Linked DNA regions of Homo sapiens: region 2 is linked to region 1. The links are chromatin loops, found by intact Hi-C in ENCODE. Cell type or tissue: lower leg skin. All regions are shown on one strand. Links, peaks and the distances in the headings refer to the core of each region. The heading gives the core; the rest is flanking DNA. Region 1 holds the start of LOC100422781 (a long non-coding RNA gene). Region 2 overlaps BPHL (biphenyl hydrolase like).

Evidence for each region. A loop is a pair of places that touch in the nucleus more often than their neighbours do. Peaks named below come from ENCODE experiments on the same cell type or tissue, not always from the same donor. Only the 100,000 strongest peaks of a DNase experiment are listed, where the experiment ranks them.
Region 2: a loop joins it to region 1, with 2.1 times the contacts of the local background. A loop is called at or near these places in 14 of 110 quality-filtered maps.

Annotation. Positions count from the first base shown.
Region 1 is chr6:3,225,925-3,238,205 of GRCh38, forward strand. It overlaps LOC100422781 (a long non-coding RNA gene), which reads left to right and starts at 5,479. Exons shown (of 2, transcript NR_147505.1): 1 at 5,479-6,238; 2 at 11,411-12,281. TUBB2B (tubulin beta 2B class IIb) reads right to left here and starts at 1,729. Exons shown (of 4, transcript NM_178012.5): 1 at 1,563-1,729; 2 at 637-745; 3 at 235-345. The coding sequence starts at 1,619. RefSeq lists enhancers at 712-1,372, 1,373-2,031, 3,327-3,883, 5,876-6,658, 9,756-9,865 and a silencer at 1,636-1,925. In lower leg skin, for the core only: no CTCF peak of the experiment used is centred there; DNase peaks (open chromatin) are centred at 3,407, 3,877, 5,467, 5,857 and 2 weaker places; H3K4me3 peaks cover 333 bases.
Region 2 is chr6:3,127,778-3,138,058 of GRCh38, forward strand. It overlaps BPHL (biphenyl hydrolase like), which reads left to right. Exons shown (of 7, transcript NM_004332.4): 4 at 1,268-1,421; 5 at 9,585-9,716. Among named protein-coding and RNA genes, the nearest start is that of BPHL, 14 kb to the left of the region's middle. RefSeq lists an enhancer at 5,710-6,366. In lower leg skin, for the core only: no CTCF peak of the experiment used is centred there; no DNase peak of the experiment used is centred there.

The DNA of each region.
Region 1 (12,281 bases), core at 2,143-10,142:
TCACCAAAATGGCCAAACGTTAAAATATTTGTTCATGAATATAATTATAAATAAGGAAGGCCAGGACACCAAGCTCTTAGCAGCTGAAAGGCAAACAATTTTACACTATATTAAAGCTAAGTTGGCACACCGCGGATGTTCTTCATGCTTTCCCTCTGGCAATCACACCTCTTCAGCCTCCACTGCCCAGCGTAAAATGAATCCCTCATGCTCTCAGCCACACCAGGCACTCACCAAACACGAAATTGTCTGGTCTGAAGATCTGGCCGAATGGTCCAGACCTAACCGAATCCATCGTGCCTGGCTCCAGATCCACGAGGATGGCCCGAGGAACATATTTGTTACCTGCAAGGAACAACAGTGACTTAGACCCTCAGGCAAGGACCTCTGCAGAGAAGGGCTTGGCGCCTGCTGCCATCATGCAGATGTTGCCCCAAACAAAGGGAGACCCACCATCAGGTTCTCAAAGGGCTCTGTTGGCATAAGGAAGCCCAATGAAATACTGCAGGGAAAGAGCGGGGATCCTAAACTGAATAGTCCACCCTCTCCCAGGGCCACACCCCTGGGGTCCCACGCAAGGGAAAGGGGAGAAGGTGGAAAAACTGAAGGGAGTGGGGGTGGGGCAAGGGTGATTACCAGTGGCTTCATTGTAGTAAACATTGATTCTCTCCAGCTGCAAATCACTGTCTCCATGGTAACTGCCAGTGGGGTCAATCCCATGCTCATCACTGATGACCTCCCAAAACTGAGACAGAAAGGCTGCATTTAGCCATGAACGATGCCCCCAGAAACGCCAAGGCTCACAATGAAATGTCCCCGACTCAGTTCCGACAACCCAACATTTCAGGAGCTTGAAGCTTTAAAGGGCGTCGTGACCCGGGCACAGCCGCGGGGCTTGTATTTTGCAGGTTCAGAAAGTTGAAACTGGGCGTTTCCCAGGCAAACAGCTGCCGCTCGCGGGGGGAGGTAGGGGTCGAGGGGGTAAGGACCAGCCAAAGCCGGGCAGTGGCGGAGCTTGGCGCACTGGTCGCAGCCCCAGGCTGCGGCAGGAGGCGAGGGCACAGGGACTGCAGCCCGCCAGGAGCGGGTGGGCGGGGAAAGAGGAACGCAAAGGAGCTAAAGGACCGCGGTTTTAGATTCAAAGCACGTCCTGAGACCGCAAGACAATCGCTCTCCTCCCCTCCCCCGGCAGCTCGACTCCGGTTCAAGCGAGTACAATTAATCCTCCTGGTGTCCCAGCCCCTCGCGCGGAGCGCCGCGCACAGCCTCGCGGACACACCCTCGTCTTCTCCAGGCACGCGTGCCTGCCAAGCAGCCAGCGCGGAGGGAGGCCGAGGGGGTGACGGGGACTCCAAATGAGTTACAGCAGAAAGAAAGAGAGGTGCCCCCTCCGTCCGCGAAAGTCACCTCCTAGCCCAGGCCACACTCGGCGGCACAAAGCGGCCAGGAAGGTCTGCATTTGGCGATCCCCAGGCCTTCCCAGGACCGCGCCTGGGGACCCCGAGGGGCTCTCGGCCCAGGTTCGCGCCCCCATTGGACCCCCTCCGCTGCGGCGCGCCCACCTTGGCGCCGATCTGGTTGCCGCACTGGCCCGCCTGGATGTGCACGATCTCACGCATGGTGCCTCGTCAGCGTCCTCCTGGTCCGGCGGCGTCTGGGTCTGTCCGTCCTCCCCTCACACACCCACTGCGGGGTCACCGGGAAGGCGCTCGGGAACCGACGGGCTGAGAGCGCCGGCCCCGCGGGCTCCGGCTTTTATGCAAGGAGGGTGGGGCGGCCGGCACAGGCCGCGCCCCCAGCCCGAGCCCCCCAGTCCCCTTCGCGCTGGCGCTCTCCAGGCCCGGCTGACGTAATGCTCCGAGCCCTAGGGACCGTCCGGGGGGCTGGACCACCGGCCCGCGGCCAATCAGAGCGGGCGTGCCGACCGGGAGAGGGGTGGGGGCTACCGGGAGTATGGTGGGGGCGTGCGCATTGTCTGGGGCTGTGGTGGGGGTCTGGGTATGGGGATATGGGGGAACAGTGAAGAAAAGGAGGGTGAGAGGGCGGCGAGGCGAGGGCCACCAGCGCGTCCTGACCGGGGTGGGGGCAGAGCTGGCACCGGATGGGAACGATGGAGGACTGGAGCATGTGGAGAAGCCGTCAGGTGCTCCAGTGCCGGCAGGTGGGAGGGCTGAGGTGGCACAGGCTGCTCCGCCACCTCGGACTGCGGCTCCTACTCGGCCACTGGCCAGAGTCCCTCCAGCCAACTGCCCCTGGTGAGACCACCGTCTTTTTCCTCAACCCTGGAGGCCAGCGACTGCCCAGGCGGCGCTCCGTCTCACAGAGGCCTGGGGGAGGACAGGTGGCCCCAGAAGGAAGTCGTGCTTGATGGCAACCGGGACACCTGCGGCCCATGAACACCAGCGCGGCCTCCGCCCCCGCCCCAGCGTGGGCCTGCTTTCTCCTTTGTCTGTCTTGGGCTGGTAGCTCCTCTCACTGCGCCGCAGCATCTAGGGGTGAAGCGACCTCGGAGCCCCTCAGCCCTGCCCGACCCTCTCCGGGAGTGCATAACGCCCCTGCTGGTACCCAGGAGCCCTCTGCCCCGGGGGTTGACTTTTGTTGCTCGCTAGTGATGGAGTGGGAGTGGCCGGTGGCGCTGCACTGACCGTCCGGAGGGCAGAAAGAGGGTGGGGTCCCGGGGGCGGGGCTGTCGGCGGAACAAAGGGCTCTCAGAAACGTGGGATACGCTGTGTAACCCAGTATTTAAAACCACACGACAGGCGCCCCACCCCCCCACCCCGCCCTCGGATTCAGTTCATCTATTGTCAAGTAAGAGGGTGGGTTCCAAGGGTGGCCCAAGCCCGAGTAACAAACTTTCTTATCTTCCATCGCGGCGACCTGGAGGTCCGAGGCTTCGTGCTGCGGTTGAAGGGTGGGGAATACGACTAAAAACTGCAGCCCAGCGCGCGCGAGACGACCCAAGACCCACGCGCACTCGCACGAGCGCGTGCACAGACTTGGAGCACAGACCCTCCCTTCAGATCCGCAGTCTCTAGGTACTGAGGCAGGAACTGGTCTCTTTGTTACTTTTCGCGCGCGCGTGTGTGTGTGTGTGTGTGAGAGAGAGAGAGAAAGAGAGAGAGAGAGAGACTAATCCTGCGTGCGTTTGAGGGCGGGAGGGGAAAGGGTGTCAGAAACGTTCACTGCACAACCTGTTCCCTGCAATTCGATGACTGAAGCGCGCCGCCCCACACTTCGGAAGGGCCGTTGGCGAGGTGACGTGACCTCTTTCATCCCCTGGCGAGAAAGGCCGAATGACCCGGGCGCACGCGGCGGAGCTCAGCCTGCAGCTGTTGAGCGAGACCCTCCCAGAACTATCAGCAAGCTGTCATCGCCTCCCTTTCCCGCTGTGGGGTGGAGGGTGGGGGGTTCAAGTCGATTCCAATGTACAAAGAGAAGTAGCGAGAACAAAAGCCCAGGCGCCCCCAAACATCCAGGGCGCCCAGACTGGAGCTCGCCGGCCGGTATTCCAGACCCGGCCGGCGTGCCCGGGTGAGGGTGGGGTCTACCGAGAGGCAGAGAGCAGCGGAGGGTCTGTCCACATGCCCTGCTCTCCCGGTACCAAGGTCTCGGGGCCTGACCTCCGAGTTTCTAATCCAGATCCTGCAGATGCCGAAACGTCGAGGGCTAGCAATTCCCAAGGTCATACAGCAAGTTGAGGACAGGGCTCGGACTGGAATCTCGTCTTTTGGGCACACCAGACCTCAGGGAAAGTGACCGCATCTCGGCCAAAAGGGCTGTGGCAGGTGTCAGCCTCGAGGTGGCGGCTCTGGTGGGACCAAGCTGCGCCGGAAGGAACAGAGCTAGGGCGGCACCCGCGCGGCGAGTGTAGACACACTCGGAGCGGTCACCCCCTCGCTGCGAGCTCCCAGGAGCAACCCTGATGCTCAGCGCTGGGGGGTGGGGTTGGGGGCCGCTCAGCTCCATGCTGAGTAACTTGAGCTGGCCGCCTGCCTCCTTCATCTAACCAATTCATTTCTCAGCTTCTGTTTCCGAGCCAAATCTCCATTCAGTGCCCGGGTGAAAACGCGTGTTCAAGATCATATAGATAGATGAAAAGACCCTTTCCTCTCAGGTTTCTTTTAAAGGGGTTGGTTTGGGATAGGATGAGGCTGGAAATCATCCTTCTGAAAGCCCAGAGTGCCCTTGGGGACACTTTTGGCCCAAGATCTGCTTTCCTTTCAAGCATTTTGCTCGAATTGTCCCCACACCCCTGCCCCTTCCGGGCAGCCAGTCTTGTTAACCGGTCTACATCGCACCCCCACCCCCACCCCCACTGGAATTGTGATGCTGCACATTTTTATTTTCACAAGGAGCCGATTTTGTGTTAAAATGTTGACAACAGCCACACCTTTCCCTGAAGTCTTTCAGTTTATCTGATAACCCTTAAACAAAAAAATCATTCTTAATCCATGTAGCTCGCATAAAGAGACTGGTACCCGGCTTTCAAAGAAAAAAAAAGTCGTTTTCAGTTGGGTCCCCAGCATTTCTGTCTATTCATTATATGCAATGCGTCTCAATCTAGGTCATCGTATATCAGGCACGAAGATTTCGGGGCAACATATTTCATGATCTCTTAATGTTAGTCTTGATGATGTACTAACATTTAAAAATTTTCCCTTCCAGAGACAATTGTAGAAATATTGCTGCATAAAATACAATTCAACATTTGTTTTATACGTAATCTATTGCGTGACTGAGGTGAGCAAGATATCCCTTAAACTATTAAAATTATATTTGCTTTCACAATTTTCAGATTACTTTCAACGGCATGTCCTCAAGTGAATTTGCATTTCTCTATTACACACACAGTCATTGTTTGAAGAAGTCTGATAGAAAAGAGGCTTTATATAGTAGTAAATTTTTAAAGCACTGTTTTCATAATGTAGCATATATTTTTGACACATTTATTGAAATTACTAGACATTTAGCATTAGGGTTCTTCACTGCTTGCCAGGATTCACCGCTTAAAACCCCAAAAACCCAGCCCGCAGCCCCCATAGCTGGCTCTGCAGCCGAGATGCACGCGGTTTCCTAGGCAACCGACACTTAGCCAATGAATGAAGAGGAGTTGAAAGAAAGAGACTGCAAATCCATCATTATTTCCTTACACACACACACGCACACACACACACACACACACACACACACACATCACCTCTTCTCATAGCTCTCCATTTAGAAATATTGGAAAGCTACCAATCCTAGCATTTATGTAAAAGAGCCAAATGCCCGGGGCATGGGGGCTAGGAAGCGGTCGCAGCCCCATACTGTGACTGCGGAAAGGACACAGTGGAGGAAGCTCCCGGGATCCGCCAAGATCTGCGCCTTCTCAGCTTTGTCGCTCCCCAGTTTCTATTCCATTGCCCTCCCCCTTCCCCCCAGGCCTTCCCTCCTCCGCCTGGGAAGCCAGCGGCCCCGGCGGAGCTGCCCGGCACTGTTTAGTCGCAGGGGCTGCGGGGTGGCAGCCTCAGAGCCCTGTCCTTCCGCAGCCGTGGGCCCCGCAGGGACCAGCCAAGCAGGGCAACCAAAAGCTGGAACCAGCAGCGAAAACCCCGAGCCCACGAACGCAGCGCAGTGCGGGAACACTTGCCCTTTGTTCCTCAGTAAGGCCGGGTGTTTTCGCATCCCCGGAGGTTGTGAATTTGAGTTATAATGGCCTCGGTCGGGACTGAGAGAGCCGAGCTTCCACGAGAGAGCTTTGCCTGCTTTGTCCTACAAATCGGCGGAGGGAGTAGCATCCTGGCTTTTCTAGGGCGCCATTTCCCTGCTACAGGCAATCTCCCCTCCCCCACGCTGTCAATGATTTGTGGGATTCTTAGGCAGGCGGGGCAGGCCGAGCCCAGGGAATGCACGCTGAGTCCTAGACACAGAGCCAGGCCGGGTGGAAAACAAAAAGAGAAGAAGTGATTATGAAATAATAAGACGGACCGTGTGCCCCTTGCAAGGTGCGGCCTGCGAAATCAACAGACTTATAAATAAGGTCTGGTGGAAGCGCAGGAGCGCACGCGGGAGGCTATGGCGGGGGAACCTCTGTGAGTTCCGCGGCGGAGGCTAGAACATCGCTGTGGCTGCGGGACCCTCACCCGGCGCTGAAAACCCTCCACATCAGCTCCTGCTCGGAAATGTCTCCGCAGCTCACCAGTGCTTTTCGAAATCTGCCCAAGACCTTTGTTTGCCATTTAAATGAAATGAAAACGTGCGTATCCAGGTGGACACATCCATGCAGCAACACCCCTGCCTCTGGGCTCTAGATGCTTGGTGGGCGGGCAGTCACTGTGGCCACACTGCAGAGACAGCAGTGCAGTTTCCAAACGGAGTTCTTTGGGCTTCACATGCCCAGCCTGCTTCTTTTTTAAAATTTCTATTTTAATTTTAGATTCAGGGAGTCCATGTGCGGGTTTATTACGAGGGTATATTGCATGATGCTGAGCGTCCGGGCTTCTATCGACCTGGTTACCCAGATAGTGAACGTAGTACCCAATAGGGAGTTTTTCAGCCCTTGCTCTGCTCCTTCCTTCTCTCCTTTTGGAGTCCTCAGCGTCTATTGTTCCCATCTTTTTGTCCGTGTGCACCCAATATTTAGCTCCCACTTATAAGTGAGAACATGCAGTATTTAGTTTTCTGTTTCTGTATTATTTCGCTTAGGATAATGACCTTCAGCTGCATCCATGTTGCTGCCAAGGACGTGATTTTGTTTTCTTTTTTTTAAGGGCTGTGTAGTATTCTGTGGTGTGTGTGTACCACATTTTCTTAATCCATTCCACCATTGATGGGCACCTAGGTTGATTCCATGTCTTTGCTATTGTGAATAGTGCTATGAGGAACACAGGAGCTCATGTGTCTTTTTGGTAGAATGATTTTTTTGGGGCGGGGGGTATATACCCAGTAATGGGACTGCTGGGTTGAATGGTAGTTCTATTTTTAGTTCTTTGAGAAATCTCCAAACTGCTTTCCACAGTGGCCGAACTAATTTACATTCGCACCAACAGCAAATAAGCATTCCTTTTTCTCTGCAGCCTTGCCAATATCTGTTTTTTTTTGTTTTGTTTTGTTTTTACTTTTTAATAATAATGACTGCTGTGAAGTGGTATCTCATTGTGATTTTGATTTACATTTTCCTAATGATCAGTATGTTGAGCATTTTTTTCATGTTTGTTGGCCACTTGTATGTCTTCTTTTGAAAAATGTCTGTTCATATCCTTTGCTCTCTTTTTAATGGGGTTATTGATTCTTTTCTTGCTGATTTAAGTTCCTTATAAATTCTGGATATTAGTCCTTTGTCTGCGGCATATTGCAAATATTTTCTCCCATTCTGTAGGTTGTTCATACATCTCCATCAACTCTGTATTGCTTATAGTATGTGGTCCAAACACTTATCATACAATTCAGGTCCTTCAGTCTGGACATTACCTACCTTTCCAGTGTTATTTGCCACCCGTCTGGTATATGCAGTCCATTCCAGGGGACATTAACCTGCACACTGATCTCCAAAAAGGACATGCTCTCTGAAGTTTCTGAGTCTCTGCTCACACTAATCCATTACCTGGAATGACCCTCTCTGCTTCCTCGCCTGGGGCATCTCACTCATTCTTCATGATGCAGCTCATCTATCTGTGATACGTCCCACTAGTTGCCAGGAGCAATGGACTGCCTATGCTCTATGCCCCCAGTTTGCATCATAGGACTGGTACAGGTTTTGCATTTATTACATCAGAGCAGTGGTGTAATGAGTTTTCATTGTATATCTCTATTAACAAAAGAAAAAGGAGGGTATACATTCCCAATATATGTATATTTATTTATTCTTAAATTATATATATTTATTCTTATAAGCTAATATTCCAAGGCACAATATACTTAGTATGAGGTACATTGTTAATGATATCAGATATTAATATTTCCAACTTTTCTATTACTTCCAGTTTTATTTTGGCCAACATCTAGGCAGACTTGGGGTTCCTCATGACTTTCTTACCCTGAAATGGGCTTGACAGAGAGCTTATATAAAGGAGCAGAGTGTCAACCTGGCCATTTCCTTATTTTTTGTGCGTGTTCATATCACTAATGTCATCTTCATTTTGCAGCTTCTTTGCTGTCGGCTTTAAAGCCGCTTGCCAGTTGTGCAAGTCAGGGGAGCAAACAGGAGATAATATGCTCAGCAAACCCAGCTACAGTTCCTCCTTTATGGATCTCCCTTTCCAGGGAACAATTCATGACACATGGCCACAAAACATAAGCATCCTGTGAGGGCACCTGTGTCATTTTGAACTCTAACTACCTAAAGCATAATTTCTTTATTTTTATATGAAACAAACAGAGGTTCTGATTTTCTTCCCATGCTCCAACAGATGCTCTTGCCTGCCCCATTCTGAGAACTCCTGATTGGATTCGAGTTAGTTCATTGGCCTTTATACCTTCCACATTGCCTGAAACTAAGCACGGGCAAATAATAACAGAACTTGGGTTAAAAAAATCACAAATATAAGGCAATTAGGAAAAGCCCCCAGGTACCTCTAACCTGAAGCAGGAGCAGATTGTTCTGCAGATTAAGTACAAAGAAACCTTCCTCCTCTTTCTCCATAATTACCTCTTGGCCAGGTCCAGCCCACATCCCATCCTTCCCAGACTTTGCGGCTCCTGGCTGTGGTGAGCGTGGAAGGGCCTGGATGATATGCCCTCCTCTGCAATCATCTTTCACTTCCCTATAGCCATTTTCCTACGCCTGCGTTTTCACCCTTGTTTGTCTATGTTGGTAATGCATAACTAAGATTTCTGGTTAAGACAGAGTGGAAGGAGAGAAGGAAATACTTCCTCAGGAATCAGAGTTGAATTACTAGTCTGCACTTTCTTTTCTTTGTTCTTTCTTTCTTTCTTTCTTTCTTTCTTTCTTTCTTTCTTTCTTTCTTTTTCTTTCTTTCTTTTTTTTTTTTTTTTGAGACAGAGTTCGCTCTTTCACCCAGGCTAGAGTGCAGTGGCGTGATCTTGGCTCACTGCAACCTCCGTCTTCCGGTTTCAAGTGATTCTCCTGCCTCAGCCTCCCGAGTAGCTGGGACTACAGGCGCTCCCATCATGCCTGGCTGATTTTTGTATTTTTAGTAGAGACGGGGTTTCACCATGTTGGCCAGGCTGGTCTCGAACTCCTGACCTCGTGATCCACCCGCATTGGCCTCCCAAAGTGCTGGGATTACAGGCATGAGCCACTGTGCCCGGCCCCCTGCACTTTCTTGTTTGCTTATTTGTTTTTTAATTTTTTTTTTCTTTTTCTTTGTTTCTTTTTTTTGAGACAGAGTCTCACTCTGTTGCCAGGCTGGAATGCAGTGGCGTGATCGCAGTGCAACTTCCGCCTCCCAGGTTCAAGCAATTCTCCTGACTCAGCCTCCTGAGTAGCTGGGATTACAGGTGTGCCCCACCACGCCTGGCGAATTTTTGTATTTTTCGTAGAGACAGGGTTTCACCATGTTTGTCAGGCTAGTCTCGATCTCCTGACCTCATGATCCACCCGCCTTGGCCTCCCAAAGTGCTGAGATTACAGGGGTGAGCCACTGTACCCGGCCTATATTTTATTTTCTTAGAGACTAGGTCTCCCTATATTGTTCAGGCTGGTCTCAAACTCCTGGGCTCAAGCTATTCTCCTGCCTGGCCTCCCAACATGCTGAAATTACATGCGTGAGCCACCCCAACTGGCCCACTAGTCTGCACTCTCTTTCTTGGCATGCAAATCAGGGGTGTTAAACAGACTACTGTCTTGGTGATGAGGTCTGGAGAAGACAGAACCAAGTAAACTTTCTGCTTCTTTCAGAAGTCACTCAATGGAGGAAATGCAAACCCCAACTTTTAGGAAATTGAGGAAAGATAAAAAGTATCAACTTCCTGGAGCTCTTTGATAAAGGAAGGATCTTCTGGGCAAGTTAGAAAAAAGATCAAGTCACTCTTATAAGGTGGGGTGGGGAAATCAGGGTTGTTTCAGACTTTTCTAAAACAATAGTCAATGCTAGAAGATAATAAAACAATTTCTATAACATTTTCAAGGAAAATGTGCCCAAGGATTTTTTAAAGGTAACATATATTTTTGAACATAGAAGAACTAAAAAAATATTGTTCTTGTGAATCCTGTTTAGGGGAAAAAAAGGACCCCAGAGAATGTAGAAGTAGGTCTCAGAATGAAAGTACCATACAGAGGTTTGCAGGTACTGGCAGAGGCTGTGTGACAGCCTGTGAACTAAGGAATGAGGTGCCTCTGAAATGGCCTAGAGACAAATGCAGAAGTCCCTCAGCTGTGGAAAGCTCTGCGCCTTCAGGAAGGATGTTGACAGGCTCTTTCGAGGTGCTGCTAGGGGTCTGCCAGGTTCCCTGGCGGTTGGAATTATTACCTTGCAGGGAACTGGCTGTTTGTCAGTTTATTCTGGAAGCTATTCCTGCTACAAAGAGTAGAAGACATCAAGGGATGGAACAATAGACCGCATAAAACTACACTACCACATGAAAACACTGACTCTTAAACAATTGTGAGATTTTAGGCAGAAGATCAAAGCAGCAAAGCATCTTCTCAGGAACTCAGGGTACAGAACACAACTGTGTTTGAGGTGAGCAGGATGAGACAGTCAGGGGGCCTAAAGAAGGGAATCGGATTCCTGGAGAAAAGCTGCTTCTTATTTTTGCTGCTAAGGACAAATGTCACATAAAGAAACAGGACAAACTACTAGAAAGCCAAAACTCTGGGCCGGGCGCGGTGGCTCACGCCTGTAATCATAGCACTTTGGGAGGCTGAGGCAGGGGGATCATGAAGTCAAGAGATCAAGACCATTCTGGCCAACGTGGTGAAACCCCATCTCTACTAAAAATACAAAAATTAACTAGGCGTGGTGGAGTGTGCCTGTAGTCCCAGCTACTCAGAAGGCTGAGGCAGGAGAATCACTTGAATCCGGGAGGCAGAGGTTGCAGTGAGCTGAGAACGCGTCGCTGCACTCCAGCCTGGCGACACAACGAGACTCCGTCTTAAAAAAAAAAAAAAGCCAAAACTCTATGAAAAAAGTACACATTTTAATATAGCATTGGGTTAAATTTTCAGAGGGAAAAATATGTCACAATAAAGGCTAAGTTAAAAAAAAAAAGGCTAAGTTCCAACAAGCATAAGAAAAAAATAACCAAATTTCAGAGGTGCATGGAACAAATACTGGGGAAAGATGATTGGAATAAGAAATACACTGAGCTCAGGGAACTAACAAACTCGAATGTGAAATCTTTGAAAGATATATAAGAAACTACTGCTTACAAAGAGAGGGAAATTAAAGTTTTAAAACATTGCATTTTATAGTTGAAGCAGATCACTGGAGTGAGAAGGTTCTTTTTTTTCTTTTTTGAGATGTAGTTTCACTCTTGTTGCCCAGGCTGGAGTGCAACAGCATGATCTCAGCTCACTGCAACCTCTGTCTCCCGGGTTCAAGTGATTCTCCTGCCTCAGACTCCCAAGTGGCTGGCATTACAGGCATGTACCACCATGCTCGGGTAGTTTTGTATTTTTAGTAGAGACGGGGTTTCTCCATGTTGGTCAGGCTGGCCTCAAACTCCCGACCTCAAGTGATCCGCCTGCCTCAGCCTCCCAAAGTGCTGGGATTACAGGCGTGAGTCACCGTGCCCGGCCTCTTTTTCTTTTTTTAAAGAAATCAGAGAAGGAGGAGGATGAAGTGCTGATGGACAAATGTTTGCCAAATCCTTTGTTTCCAACATACCCTGACTGATGAGGGGTCATGTAGGCATGACATTCGACCAAAATTCTGCCAGAAAGCAAAAGAAAAAATCTTGCAGCAGAAAGTGGAGAGATTCTTAACGACCTCTACCGAGAGAAATGCATGGTTCTGAAAAAGAAGCTGATTCAGGACTGGTATAAATAGGAAAAGAAATGACAGAAGCTACCAGCTGCAGAGGAAATGAAAACTTACAAGCAGAGAAGTGAAGAAATGTTGAATGAATTATGGCCAACAGTGAGATCTCACCACCCCAGACCATCCTCGTGGTGAGAAGGCTCGTGACAGCTGGCCCGAGGTCATTGCTGGAGTGGAAGGTGAGCTATGCCAGCCTTGGATAGAAACTAATACAGCTGAATCCATGATTTCAGAGAGAAACCTTCACCAGGCTCCCCTGCTCTGTACGCTGATATTGGAGGAAAACAAGCTCTGCCCACTACCCACGTGGCCACTGGTCACTCCTACAGAATACACTTGGATGCATCCTCGCCATGG
Region 2 (10,281 bases), core at 2,282-10,281, 98 kb before region 1:
ATATTATTCCATTGTATGGATGTACTGTATCTTATTTCACCAATTTTCTTTTTTTTTTTTTGAGACAGAGTGTTGCTCTGTCACCCAGGCTGGAGTGCGGTGGCGCAATCTTGGCTCACTGCAACCTCTGCCTCCCGGGTTCAAACGATTCTCCTGCCTCAGCCTCCTGAGTAGCTGGGATTACAGGCACATGCCACTATGCCCAGCTAATTTTTGTATTTTTAGTAGAGACAGGGTTTCATCGCATTAGTCCGGATGGTCTCGATCTCCTGACCTCATGATCCACCCACCTTGGCCTCCCAAAGTGCTGGGATTACAGGCATGAGCCACCACACCTGGCCTATTTCACCAGTTTTCTAATAGTAGATAATTAACTTAATTTTTAAGTTGCCTTTTTCTGCTGTTATAAATAGCAGGCAGTGAACATTCTGTTGCTCGTGGGCATTTTCATTTTTTTGCCACTATAAACAGTATTGTTGTGGACATCCTGGACTGAGCTCCTGGCACACAGGGAGAATTTCATACACATTTAGGAGACAATTTGCTAGGTGATGGAAGTTCCAGATGTTCATTTTGCAGGATAGTGCCACAGTAGTTACACCATTTTATGGTCCGGGCAGCAAATATCTTGGAGTAATATTAATTCTTTACCTTTAATTTTCCAGTCATTCCATTCTTTTTTCTTGGCGGCCTCTCTAAGATGTAATCTTTGTCCATTTTCCCTGCCAAACGCATGTCCAGACCCTCTCTGATTCACCCGCGGACTCACACAACCTCCCCATGACGCTGTTCTCTGACAGCCTGGCTCTTGCCAGTTCTTCCCACAGTTGCTTTACCAGATACCCTGCTTCACTCCATCCAGCAGAGCTCAGGGTCCCCTCTCTGATCTACAGAACTGTTCTCAAGGTCCTTGCTCAGGCATGCATATGCACACACGTGCACACGCATACACACGTATGCTGTATTTGTCATATTTAAGTACTTGGTCTCCATTGATTCTAGTTCCTTGAGCTTTTTATCCAACCAGAAGATGTAGTTCCCTCCTAATTCAAACCCATACCGTATGCTCAGGTTTTTGTGACAATTTCCACTAAAAGTAATTAAGAGAAAACATGATGTCATCAAATGGTGGACTCTAGGGTTTTTCTTTTCTGACTAATTGATACTCCAGCCTCACACCTGTATTGATTCTGATAATTAGTGATTCAGTTTCTTTTAACAGAGAGGAGCAATAACCCGTGCCGTGCATTTTGTCGTATGATCATAGGCGCTGAAGTTTAAGAAGGTTTCTCTGCTGGGGTGGAGTGATGGGGGCATAACCGCACTCATTGCTGCTGCAAAATATCCATCTTACATCCACAAGATGGTGATCTGGGGCGCCAACGCCTACGTCACTGACGAAGACAGCATGATATATGAGGGTAGGTTCTGCGAAGGGGAGATGCCGGGACGGCAGATCCTTCCCCTCTCTCCGCATCTCATCTCTTATTGTGGGATATGTTGACAAGACACATCTCTCGTGCTTCTAGTTCTCAACTCTCAGGTAGGAAGAATAACGAGTTCTCAGAAAAGTAATGCAGTTTAACCAGTCTGAGTTTTAAAGCTTTCTGTTTCCAGGAGTGAAACTTCCATGGCTCAGGAAAAGGCTAAGTAAAATCACTATTTCTATTTACTACTACTGATAATGAACTTCAGGGAAGGAGGGGGTGGTGTGAAGTGTTATTAATAATCTCATTTAAAATACTGTGAGGCCAGGCACAGTGGCTCATGCCTGTAATCCCAGCACTTTGGGAGCTCAAGGCAGAAGGATCGCTTGAGCCCAGGAGGTCGAGGCTGCAGTGAGCCATGATTGTGCCACTGCACTTTTGCCTGGGTGACAGGAGTGAGAGAGAGATGGGGGAGGAAAGAAAATAATGTTGAGTGTGGAAAAGAATCACTGGATACAAATATGAAACCTTTTATTTTGATTAAAAGAATTTCTGTGCTATTTGCATGCTTTAACGTTGTCCTTCAAGCCTGTCTTTGAGGTTTTTTTTTTTTTTTTTTGAGTTTGAGTTTCACTCTTGTTGCCTGGGCTGGAGTGCAGTCGTGCGATCTCAGCTCACCACAACCTCTTCCTCCTGGATTCAAGCGATTCTCCTGCCTCACCCTCCCAAGTAGCTGGGATTACAGGCATGTGCCACCATGCCTGGCTAATTTTGTGTTTTTTAGTAAAGACGGGGTTTCTCCATGTTGGTCAGGCTGGTTTCGAATTCCCGACCTCAGGTGATCCACCTGCCTTGGCCTCCCAAAGTGCTGGGATTACCAGCGTGAGCCCCCACGCCCAGCCTGAGGTCTTTACAGGCACTGGAATAGGGGCCAGTGAACTTCAGCCTGTGCATTACACCTAGCCTGCCTCCCACTTTTGTGCAGCCCACGTACCAATCGAGGTGGCTAGTGCTGTGAGTCACAGAGACCAAGCTGGGGTGTCCCTTTACCACCCAGCATTGCTGCCCCAGACCTGCACTGGTGGTCACTACACAGGGGTGACTGTTGGCAATGAGCAGGCACCCAGCCATGGAATTTCAGTCAGCAACTCAGGAGTTGCTTAGCCTCCAGCAAGCTGCCCCATTGAGATGACCAGGCTCTTGGGAGGAAAGAAGGGTGCACCAGGATCTAGGGGTTGCTAGGACAAGAAGTGAAACTGACCTGCGTTACCCTACTACCCCCACCTGCCAGCCTGGCCCACCAGGACCCTCTTCCTCAGGCCACTAGCTTTTTGTCCAAGTGTGAGTCTAGTGGATCCCAGATGGCCTGCCCCAGACACTTAGGACTAGGTGGGTCAGGTGTTTTCTCTCCTCATGTGTAAGTATCTACATAATGTCTTTGATTTTGCTTCTTGGCCAGCAAAACCTAAAATATTTATTTACTCTCTGGCCCTTTACATAAAAGGTGTACAGATCTCTTCGCTAGAATATCACAAGTCTAGTCTTTTTCAGCTATTCGACAATTCACGTGACTTTTAAGTACGCTACTTAGTGGCAGCGTTCTGTTGTAGAATTGTAGTTCTTCACAGTCTTTCTGTTTTTTAAATGAATATGAAGCTCTTACGGTGAGTCTGATGTGGTTGCCAGTCCTGTCTGTGCTCCTGCTTGTCCTTATTTTGCTCCTGCCTGGTATCCATCTTGTGCACAGTAGGCCATTCCGCTCTGTGAAGGGTCTGTCCCCTCCCGCGGCCTCTAGGACAGGCTGCCTTGAGTTCTTCCTCCCTCTCCTGTATCCTTAAATTCTCTCCACTGGGTCAGTCCTCTCAGCCTGCAAAAGTGGGCACAATTCTTCCTCCAGAAAGTTGCCACTCCTACCTGTGGTTACTATCTTCCCATTCTTTATTCTTTCCCACAAACTTATGGAAAGAGCCACCTGCATTCCCTGCTTCTAGGGATCCTCCTTTCCTTCCTTCTTTAGTCCATTCTGCCCCATCTCCCTCTCTGGCCCATTCTAGCCCCCTCTACTGAAACTCTCCTCACTGACCCCTGCCCACTTGTTCTTTCCCATAATCACTATCTCAGTTCATGGCCTGCAGATGACCCGGCATCCAGGCAGAGTCCCAGATGCATCCCTCGAGGGCCCAGTCCTCCTCTGCCCTCTTCATTTGCCCACCTTGCCCTGTTCATTGAACTGTGATGCTTTCTGTTGTTACATAATACCCCTCCAGTTATCCTCACCTCTCTTCTTTCCCCACATTCTCCTGGTTTAGGCCGCTAGCTTCATATGGTAGTTTGTTCTCCATAGGAGAGTTTCCTTTGTAAGGCAAAAATCTAATCACTTAATTCCACTAGAGGACTTAAAATCCTTCACTAACCAGCAAAGTCCGTGCAGTTTGGCTGGCCCCTCCTGCCAGCCCCTCCCCGGACATTCTCCCATCTCCCCTTTCTCCTCATCCTTCCGGTGCCTCTCCCACGTGGGATAAATGGCCATTCCTGGAACAAGCTTCCCCCTCATGCCTCTTCGCCTTTGCAACTGCTGCTGTGCCAGCTTGCACCAGCCTTCCCCTCAGCCACATCCTCTGCCAGGGCATATTCACCCCTGACACAGCTCCTTGGGCCTCCGCGTCTGGGATGGCGTCCCGGAGCCCTGAGACCTGGCGGTGCTCTCCCTCCTGGACCCCGCCACACCTTGCACGTGCCTGTGTCACGGCCCTTCAACCCCGGGCACTGTCAGCACTTACTCCCTTGCCTCGGTCACCGCAGTGGGAACTCACTGTGTGCAGTTGCTCTGACTTTCCTTTCTTGATGAAAGCAAGAGTCTCTCAGTAGCGCAGCACTCTTTACTCTCTGACGTCTCGCTACTTCCCCTCCTGGCTACTCTTTCTTTTTCATCCCCCATCCTCTCCTAACTTGTGTCAAGATGGCTGTGGCCCGCCAGTGTGCTAGAGACCAAGCCCCCACCACGCACCTCCTCTTGGCTCCTTGGTCATTCTGCAGCGTTTGAGAACATGCTCATGATGTGTGCGCCATTGGTTACACCCCTCTTCTTGAAGCTTTCTCTGTCTGGAAGTTCTTGCCACCGTGTTCTCCCGACTTCCCTCCTCTCTCAGGCTGTTCCCTGGCTGACACGTGCCTGCTCCCCCATGTGGGCCACAGTGTTGGGGTCCTCCAGGCGTCACCCTCAGTGCTCTGCTCCCCTCTTACCCTCACACCTCACACCTGAGTAGCTTCACTCAGCTCCTTGCTCCACCTAACTCCCAAACCCCACATGTTCGACTGTTGTTTTTTTTTAAGAGACAAATTCTCACTGGGTGTGGTGGCTCACACCTGTAATCCCAGCACTTTGGGAGGCTGAGGCAGGAGGATCACTTGAGCCCAGGAGTTCAAGACCAGCCTGGGCAACGTAGCAAGACCCCGTGTCTACAAAAAAATACAAAACGTAGTCAGGTGTGGTGGCATGTGCCTGTAGTCCCAGCCATTTGGGAGGCTGAGGTGGAGGATCACCTGAGCCGGGGAGGTTGAGGCTGCCGTGATCTGTGATTACACCACTGCACTGTAGCTTGGGTGACAGAGGCGAGACCCTGTCCCAACAACAGCAACAACAACAACCAAAAGAAAAAAACAGAAAGAAAAGAAAAAGACGAGTTCTCACTATGTTGCCTTATTCAACTTTTTATTCAATTTTCTTATCTGGTTGTCTCACACCTACTTTAAATTCAGTCTGTCTAATACTGAATTCATGATCTTCTCTCTAGGCCTGTCCCTTCTGCTAAATTTCTTGTCATTATAAATAATACTCTTTCTCCCTGAAAATAATATTTTAATTACTATTTATTGAGTGCCTGCCGTGAGCTAAAGTCTTTAACAACGTGATATCCATGTAAGGTCTCTGATTCTCAGCCTGCTTGTCAAGTGAAAAACGGGGGCTCACAAAAGTGAGGAAACCTTCCAGACCACATCCCCCACACTGCGGCCTGCAGCTCACTGCACTCTTCTCTTCTGCTGGGCTCTGAGTGGCCCCATCTTGCCCTACCCCTCTCTCCCTCCCACCAGGCTCCCGCCAGCCTCGTTGGTCCCGTCTGGGCTGATTCTGTGCCTCTCCAACCGGTCCAGGTCCTTGCCTCCTACCAGTCTGCCTTCCATGATGCTCTGATAGCAATTCAGCAATATGTGAATCTCATGGTGTCTTACTTTAAGCCTTCCAGGACTCCCCACAACTTTCCTGATAAAGTTCAGGCTCCTTCACTTTGCTCACGGAATGAGTGGCCCGGCCTCTGCCTCTCCAGGTCCCCTCCCCCCACTTTCCCCTCCCAACCACCAGTGTCCAGCCATCCGAGACCACCTGGGTCCCTGCAGCAGGTGGCGGGCTCCTGCCTCCTTGTGTGGGCCCTTCCCGCTCCCTTCCCACTCCTTCACTTGTTTGCTGACTTCTCTTCTCCCAGAATGGCCCAAGCATTCCATCTTCTAGGAAGCCCTCACCGCCGCCACCCCGTGTCCACTGCCCGTGTGAGCACACAGGCCACTCTGCTACAGATGGACGGCTGGTTCTTGTACCCGTCTCCTGGGGTGTAGGAGCAACAGTATCTCTCTAGGGTCTAAGTCCATGAGTGAAATTGCTGAGTGTTGTGGGCAGGTAGACTACATTACAAGTGACAGATTATTTTCCAGCAAAATAAATTTACACTTCCACCAGCAATAGATGAGATTCTTAACTTTTAGCTCTTCAACAAAAACTTGAAATTCTCAGACTTCTTAATTCACTAGCCAATCAAATGGGTGTAAGATATTATCTTATTGGGGTCTTAATTTGCATTTCGTATTACTAATAAGATTGAAAATCTGTGTTTATCCACCATTTGAGTTTCTTCTGTATTATATCCATGTATTTTTATTGGTGAAAAGTTTTTTGTTATGTAATAATTGATACACACAATACAGTATGTTTGGGTATACAGTATGAAATGTAACAACAAAACGACCCCGCCGCTGTCCACCCAACTCAGCACCAGAACAGTTTCAATGTTATCCCAGTGTTACTCTAATCCTAGTCAGTAACCCCTTTTAGGGTAACTGTGTTGCAAGCACCTCTTCACAGTGGGTGGCTTTTGCCTTTTTCTTTATGGGCAGAACTACTTAATGTAAGGAAATGCCACAGTGTTTTGTTTTTCTTTCCTTTTTCTTTTTCTTTTCTTTCCTTTTTTTTTTTTTTTTTTGAGACAGGGTCTCCACTATTGCCCAGGCTGGAGTGCAGTGGCACCATCTCAGCTCACTGCAGCCTGCTTGCTCAACATCAAACTATCCTTCTGCCTCAGCCTCCCAAGTAGCTGGCACTACAGGCGTGTGCCACCGCACCTGGCTAATTTTTTTTTTTTTTTTTTTTGAGACGGAGTCTCGCTCTGTCACCCAGGCTGCGCAGTGGCGTGATCTCGGCTCACTGCAAACTCCGCCTCCTGTGTTCACGCCATTCTCCTGCCTCAACCTCCCGAGTAGCTGGGAATACAGGCGCCTGCCACCACGCCCGGCTATTTTTTTGTATTTTTAGTAGAGACGGGGTTTCACCGTGTTATCCAGGATGGTCTCGATCTCCTGACCTCGTGATCCGCCTGCCTCGGCCTCCCAAAGTGCTGGGATTACAGGCATGAACCACCGCGCCTGGCCAATTTTTGTATTTTTTGTAGAGACGGGGTTCCGCCACATTGCCCAGGCTGGTCTTGAACTCCTGGACTTAAGTAATCCACCCACCTCAACCTTCCGAAGTGCTGGGATTACAGGTGTGAGCCACCATGCCGCCCGGCCTCACAATGTTTTATTTTCTCATTGGTTTGGCTGGTTTTGTTTGATTTTAGATCCACCAACATGTTTGCCCATTTGTTTACTCACCTGTTCTTTCTTCTCAAATGTTCCTTCTAAAAGCATTTATCTTCTCTTCTTCCTGAAGTTATTTTTAGAAGTTATTTAAGGGCAGCCTGTTAATGGTCAACTCAGTTTTTACCAACAAGTGTCTTTTCTTTCATCCACCTTTTCTGTAAGTCTGTTTAGCTGAGTGTGGAAATGGAAGTGGAAAATCATTGTCTCCCCCATTCTGCAGTCTTCTGCCTTCCATCCTTGCTGTTGAGAAGTTTCCTGTCCGTCTACGTGGTTCCTGCTTCGGAGTGATGTGTCTTAACTCTCTGGCTGTTTTTCAGATTTTCTCCTTACCTTTGATATATTGCTGTTTTAATATATTCTGTCCAAATGCAGATTTCATTTTACTTGTCCTGTTTGGAATACATTGCGTTTTTGTTTATGGATTCTTTGATTCATTCTGAAAAACTCTCCCACCCATTATTTCTTCAAATAGGCATCTCGTTCATTCTTATTCTCTTCTTCTGAGACGAGCGGACTTTTGTAAACCTCGTCTTTCCATCTTCCTTATCTCTTCTGCATCGTCGTGTCTCTCTGCGTGGTGTTCTGCATAATTTCTTAAGATTTGTCTTCCAATTTTCTAGTTTTTTTATTAACTTTATAAAAATCCTGTTTGTTTTGTGACCTTTGGTTAGGAGCTAATATTTACTCACTCTTAATCTGAAAATAAACAAAGCAGTGAGCATAAATCGAGAGCGCTTTCCTTCCGGGAAGATTTGCATTTGTTGCTCTTGGGAACCACAGGATCATACCAGGTTGGGGCCATTTTTAGCTCAGCTTGATCCAGGAGTCTCAGGTTGGGCCCCGGCCTGCCTGCGAACACTGCGTCTCCACCCAGAGCAGGCCTGCCTTTGGAGCTGGCTTACTTCCTTTGCTGTATTTTCAGGGTTCTGTTTCTCATGTGCAGACACACTCATACACACTCACACCCCGGTTTCCATTAACCACTGCAACTTCAGCAATGCCACAGAATTCTGTTTTGTGAAAGATCTAGTTATTCCCCTGCAAGAAGGCCTTTCAGAGGGTATGGTCTGCCATACGGCCAAAAGTAGAAGCATGTGCAGGGACGTTTTGCTAGCCATCTTCACACTGTCTTGCTTGCTTCTCTCTCCCTTACCCTCCGCCCCCAAATGTTTTCTTCTTCCTACATCTTCTCCCCACCTCTTCAGGCTGTCTCCACGTACCTCATTCAAGTCTTTTCATTCTTGTGCAGAGCAGTTCATCCTCTTCAGCCTTTATCTTCAGCTCACACGGGGCCTACCTCTGAATATTTAAGCCAGTCAGCAGAAGCAAAGGCAGGCACCAGGCACTGTCCTGTAATGGGGGATCCGCCCTCCTCAGAAGGCAGTTGTGATTGTAAATAGCAGTTTTTCCTCCATTTGGTGATTTGAATTCACTAAGCACACAGTGAGTGCCTGCCAGGTGCCTGACGTTGTCCGGGACTCTGTAGAGATTGTTGCTCATGTGAGTTCATGCCATTAGTGTTATATTTCTTCCATGTGTAACGTGTAGCTCTCAGGAAGCAATATTTAATATGCTCAAGAGCATTAGAATCTTTACTTATCACAGTGTATTTAAAGAAATATAGAAAACATTGGCCTAAGGAATTGCATTTGTTGATTCATGTTAATGGTTGTTTTTAGCTATTCTTCCCTACTAGTGAATCATCTATAATACAGTTTGAAGTTTGGTACTTAGCCTTTTACACCCATATTTCTTCGGTAGCAGAAATTAGAATGAATAATTTGTGTGCATTTTTCAATGTCCATACAAATGCAATGCAGAAAAAAACTCCTCTTTTGCAAACATTGTCGCTCTTCCTCAGGTGACCCTGTTAGGGTCATATTTTCTTTTATCTTGTATCTTTAAAGGAAAGCGGTAAGTGCAGCTCTAATTTCATCCACTTGGTAAGCATTGATTTGTGGGCCTGTATTGTGGGAGGCACTAGTGTAGGCCCTGGGGTACAGTGGGGAGCAAAGCAAAGTCCCTTACACTGCACACAGGTCCTAGTGGGAGGCAGGCACTCAGCCCTGGGTCCAGAAGGCACCGCAAAGCAGCAACCAGGGCTAAGCCGAGCAGAGGGAGGGAGGGAGGCATTCCAGGCAGACGAGACAGTGAGCGCATGGGCTCAGAAGTGGCTCTTGCTCAGAATACTTAAAGACAATACTTTAGTATGAAATTAAACCTTTCTTCGCCTACACTTCTGTTTTTCAGGCATCCGAGATGTTTCCAAATGGAGTGAGAGAACAAGAAAGCCTCTAGAAGCCCTCTATGGGTATGACTACTTTGCCAGAACCTGTGAAAAGTGGGTGGATGGCATAAGACAGTTTAAACATCTCCCAGATGGTAGGTTACTGGGCTTGAAGGGCTCTCTGCCTGTTATAGAGGGTGCTCGAGTTCCTCCCCAGTGTTCTGGAATTGCTCAGTGATTCATGAATCTGCCCATCGCCCTCACACGCTCATGTGTGAGCAGAACAGAGAATACTAGTTCTTGTGTACTGTGCCAGTTCTTGGGCAGTCAATCTGGCTTAACGGAGAGGTAGGACTGCGTGTCCAAAGGTTCACATTGTTGAGTCTTTAATAGCAGACTGCTCTTTTTTCCTTCTAATCCTTGGTGTGTGTGCGATGACAAAATAATTATCCAGAAGCCTTAAACCGTTTCTATTTTCTAATTCCAGAATGAGTAATTCGAAAATAAATAGGCCACAATGTGTACAATATTTTTTCCTTTTTACACATTTAGATGTGTCTCCCCACGAGGACACTGTTAATCTTTAATCTCAACGGAATTAATATGAGGAAGAAAATATTCTGTTTTTTCCATCTTCAGAACTAAGTGATATGACTGTAACCATGAACAATGCACAAATGTCTCCTATTCTTTTTTTTTTAGATGGAGTCTCACTCTGTC